Linked DNA regions of Homo sapiens: region 2 is linked to region 1. A link is an interaction called in ENCODE POLR2A ChIA-PET data of the cell type or tissue named here. Cell type or tissue: Caco-2. All regions are shown on one strand.

The links. ChIA-PET counts read pairs that join two places held together with the same protein. Peaks named below come from ENCODE experiments on the same cell type or tissue, not always from the same donor. Only the 100,000 strongest peaks of a DNase experiment are listed, where the experiment ranks them.
Region 2: POLR2A ChIA-PET joins it to region 1 with 13 read pairs; 1 of 35 experiments calls an interaction of 5 or more read pairs at or near these places.

The regions. Positions count from the first base shown.
Region 1 is chr12:106,106,064-106,108,563 of GRCh38, reverse strand. NUAK1 (NUAK family kinase 1) reads left to right here. Exons shown (of 7, transcript NM_014840.3): 2 at 2,039-2,159. Among named protein-coding and RNA genes, the nearest start is that of NUAK1, 32 kb to the left of the region's middle. RefSeq lists enhancers at 1-197, 198-941, 942-1,687. In Caco-2, no CTCF peak of the experiment used is centred here; a DNase peak (open chromatin) is centred at 1,513.
Region 2 is chr12:105,444,423-105,446,922 of GRCh38, reverse strand. No RefSeq gene overlaps it. Among named protein-coding and RNA genes, the nearest start is that of C12orf75, 110 kb to the right of the region's middle. In Caco-2, no CTCF peak of the experiment used is centred here; a DNase peak (open chromatin) is centred at 1,122.

The sequences.
Region 1 (2,500 bases):
ACAGCCCTTCCTCAGATAAAATAAAGCCATCCAGTCATATCTTTACATTTGACGTAAGTGAAGGGAAGTTTTTCTTGCCCTATACTGAATGGGGCTGTGGTGAGGACTTGGGGTAGCTCTGAGTCTGGCTCTCTGCTGAAAAGGGGCCTTTAAGCTGGAAGGCTCATTCATCTCCATGCAGCCTCCTTCTATCCAGCCATGGGTCCACCCAGGGTCGAAGGGAGGTGGAGCCTGCCCCTGGGTTTACAGCAGGGCCCCCTGTGTTTTATATTTGTTTAGCTATTCCTCTATTGCCTGTGTAGATAGATGTTAAAGGAATTCTTAATCTTCTTACTATTATGCTTGTCGTGGCAGTATTATTTAACTGGGGTGGTTCCCCCTTTTTTTTTCCCCAGTTCTGCTACCACCTCTCTGGTCTGAGCTTGCATCAATTAATAACAGCAACCCTCCCCTCCCTCTAGCTTCCCTCCTTTCCTCCTTCCCTTCATCTTTCCTTCGTTTTTTATCTACCTGCCTACCTGCCTACACTAAATGTTTTCCCGGGTCTACCGTATGCCAAGCATGGTGTTAAGGACTGGAAGTTAAATAAAGCAGTGAATAAGATCCCTACCAGTGTAGAGTCAAGTAAAGACACAAATGCTGATTTAATCACAACTGGGGTAAGGACTGCAAAGGAGAAATCCCAGGAGCTGCTAGTCAGACATAACCTGTCTTTTGGGAGGTCAATACATAGCAAAAACAGTCATAACAGCTACCCAGTTCTTGTTGAGTCATAGATGGACTGATGCATTTTAGAAATGTTTTTGTTTGTAGTGCTTGGTGGAGAGCTGGTACAAGTCAGAAGTAGCACGTGCTCCTAAAAGTGAATATATTCCTGCTGAGGCTGGCTGGGGTTGACTGTGTGATAGGCAAGGTGTGGCCGTGGGCTGCTGATAATGAGGACTTTCTTTGCTCCAGATGACTGTATGCCTTTATAATCCAGAAGGATGGTTTAGCTGCCTTTCCCCTAGGAAAGTTTACCTGACCTCCACAGGTGAGAGTTGAGGTCACAAGAGGACCAGCCTGGAAGGGAACTAGGCAGGCTTTCTGATCCGGCAGCAAATTGATTGGTGGGCTTCTTTGTTACCCGTGGATACTCCCTTCCTGAAGTAGTTTTTGGCCCCCTTAGAGCCAATCTGATTAAGTTACTGACCAGCTTGTTTATGAGCAAAGATGAATCCATTGGCGAACACACTTTTCCTTATTAGGTTCCTATTGTCATTCATTGCCTTTTTCTCGGTGTGTTTCTTTTGAGTAATTGCTCCATGTGTTGGCCCTGGCAGGTCTCTGCAGTTTGCATTTGCAACATTGGCACTGAGCTTTGGGAATTGACAGGGGCCGGGCAGGGAGATGAGCTGTCACTACCTTTGTTTTACCCTGATTTGTCTCCAGAAGAGCCCTCTGGTCATACCATGTGCTATTGAAGGTGGCTTGGGCAAGAGGAAGGATGTAGGAAGGAATTCGCTTCTGAGCCCTTGCGTAAACACAGCATAGCCTGGAGTCTTAAAAGCCGAGGCTTGAGGCAGAGCTGGCCTCGAGGTTGGCCAGGCAGTAATGATTTTTTATAGCCACTGCTGTGGCAGCTGCACAGTGGAACTGAGTGGTACCAATTTCACCTAACCATGTTTAATCATCAGTACCCTGTAAACTGAACTTGCCTTTTTTTCTTTTTTCAAAGCATCAGGGTTCTTCGAGTAAACGACTCTGGCCATGTTAAGCAGCCTCTGCTTTATGAAAAAACAAAAACAAAACAAAACAAAAACAAAAACAAAACCACCATCACAAATCCCAGGCTGTCAAACCTGATGTTTTCTGTTGCCAGGAGAAGGGTGTTTTTGCTGTGTATGAAAGACATGACAAGGGGGCATTTCCAAGCTTTGTTTTGGTTATTGTCAGTTCTGCCAACAAGTAACATCTGTATTTATTTTCCAAACTCCCCCAATGGCTGATTTGCATCTGTTTAGCTCTCTGAATAACATTTCATTTCCTGACTTTATAGGTTGCTATAAAATCCATTCGTAAGGACAAAATTAAGGATGAACAAGACATGGTTCACATCAGACGAGAGATTGAGATCATGTCATCTCTCAACCATCCTCATATCATCAGTATTTATGAAGGTCAGTGATTTTTTTTTTTTTTAACCCCCATATCAGTTACCATTTCTCATACCATGGGGCCTGCCAAGACTTTGAGATAATTGCCCTTCTGGGCAGAAGCCAAGTATTTTTCCTCATGATGCAAAAATAGTCGGGTGTTATCTCTTACTTGGTTACCTTGAACACAACCAGACACATGAGTGCAGCTCATTTTGGTCATAAAATATCTCTGGCGGATACCTTATTCTGTCTTCTTAATTCCTTGGCAGTTGCTAAGCAACCCACCTTATTGAAAGCCAGTTTGTGAGACAGCCCTGGTTTCTGAAAAATGACAGTTTGCTGGGTGACCAAATAACAGTGGA
Region 2 (2,500 bases), 660 kb after region 1:
GTGCCATGCTGGTGCGCTGCACCCACTAACTCGTCATCTAGCATTAGGTATATCTTCCAATGCTATCCCTCCCCCCTCCCCCCACCCCACAACAGTCCCCAGAGTGTGATGTTCCTCTTCCTGTGTCCATGTGTTCTCATTGTTCAATTCCCACCTATGAGTGAGAATATGTGGTGTTTGGTTTTTTGTTCTTGTTTGTGCTTTGGGTGGAACACAGGGGTAGGTGTTCAACCATGAGCTATAATCCTGGACATGTGACCCAAACCTAGCCAATCAGAACATCACATCCTCCTAGACACAGCAATTGGTTCTGAGATGGACACGTAATCCAAGCCATGGCAATCAGTCCAATTGGAGCCAATCCTGAGTCTTTTGTTTGAACAACCGGAAAGAGTTGGTGAGAACCAGACTCTTTTCCACTGGTCTTGGGGAAGCAACCCTGCAAGCCAGGAATAACCTAAGGCCATCAGCAGAGGACGGCCATCAGCAAGGAAATCAACCCAAAGGAAGCAGAACACAGAGAAGGAGAAATATCAGGTCTTGAAGACATGTTTGGAGCCCCTGGATCTAGCTATACCTGAACTCACATTGCCCCTGGACTGTTGCCATGTGACCCAACAAAGTCTTTTTTTTTTTACTTAAATTAGTTTGACTTTCCTGTCACTTGCAGCAAAGAAGACCCTGATTAATACTCTATTTTCTGAAAACATCTGAGTTTTTTGATGCCTTTAACCTAAGAATTTCAGCTTTAATACACTATATGAGTAATTAATGATGCAGGTCTCAGGAGGGTGAAGCAGGAGTTACCAGGTCACAAAGGCCCCAAGGGTAACATGTGAAGATCTAGACATTTCTACAGCATAACTAGTGATAACTGTGAAACTTCCAAGGACTCAAGTGGTTAAAGTTAACTGTATCTGAAATTCAAACACTAACTGGAATTAGTCACATTTAACTGGAATTAGAATGCATTAGGTCACCTATTTCCATTGTAATACCAAATTAGTTCCCATTAATTGGCCCCTATTTATTTTCAATCACATGCTTCTGTCAGATATTTGTACTGGCATTTCAGTCAGGAAGACGTTAGCTAGGCCTAATTGCTCAGACTGTATTTCACAGACAGCCTGTGCTATCAGATAGCTCTGGAAAGAAAACAATAGATGGCTTAACATGCAACTCTAGGAATGTCAGGTATGTGGTCATAAAATCTAATAATTTCAGAGCAGGGAGAGCCTTAGATTAGCTGCTAACCTTCCCTATGGCCCAAAACATTAAGTGGCCCCACAGCTAAAGTCATTTCTGACTGTTTTTTAAAAGACATTTTCTTAAAGAGTAAAAATCATGACTGTCATACAAATAGAAAATGAACACGTCAAAGGTTTTATTTTATTCACCAATTAATGAGGAAACCCTAAGGTGTTAAACTGGTTCAAAGGAGAATTCAAAGACCAGACGCCTATGTAGGCAATCAGAAATGCCCAGCAATGAGGAAATGCATTTGTTAATAGATGCAAGACTGGTTTTCTCCACCAAACATTCATTTGCATTGACTGTGGATGAGAATCATTTACATTACTATGGTTTTTTTTTTTTTTTTTCATTTACAGAGTTATAAAATAGCTCAAAGACAGTGAAAGGCGCAGACTACTATGAACTTAAAGAACCCAAATTAAAGTACTGGATAGCACCCAGCCATATGACACCAGCCATATGACACCCAGTAATTCTCTCCTTGCCATTCAAAAATTTTTAGTTTTTCCTTTCAGTATATGATGTTTGCATTAACCAAAATATATTACACGTTATTAGAGCATTTTTGTGGTTTTTGAAAAACCTCACTGAGCCTCAGTTTCCTCATTTTGAAAGAAAGGAAATTGTAATATTCATCTTGTAGGGTGTGGTAAAGATTAAACGCAATAATGTCTGGGAAATCCCCTAGAACAGCACACCCAGAACCTAGTTTAGGGAAAAATTTATGCTTCAATGGAAAACTATGCATTGTCTAGGGTATAACCTTCCAGATAATCTGATTCTGATTCTATGGGAGCTCTGTAACTGTATTACTGCCTAATAAAGTTACAGTCATTTATCTAAGTACTGTAGTAATTACAGTACTTACATTCAGTAATTTTGTCCATAGACATGAAAATAAATTCTGTCTGTTAGGGAGAGAACCTGTCTCTTCCCCCGACAATAAAGCCAGTTTTGCAGTCGCTTGCAAATTTATTTCATTATTTCTGATCTATAAAAGTCTTTGTGGTTTGACTTCTCCTTTAAACCAATTGTAACATCTGTCAAAGGCTGGCTCCGCTAATACCACAGACACAACCTCTTGATAAGACAAAGCTGAGTTCATTGCTTACTGCAGTAAAGGAAACACTCTTAGGAGCAGCAAATCCATACGGGTCTACAGCAACCTCAATTCTTGCCTCCTCAGAGAAAGAATTTGACATAAGGCAAAGGAAAGGGCATAAGACAGAGTGAGAGACGGAGGCAA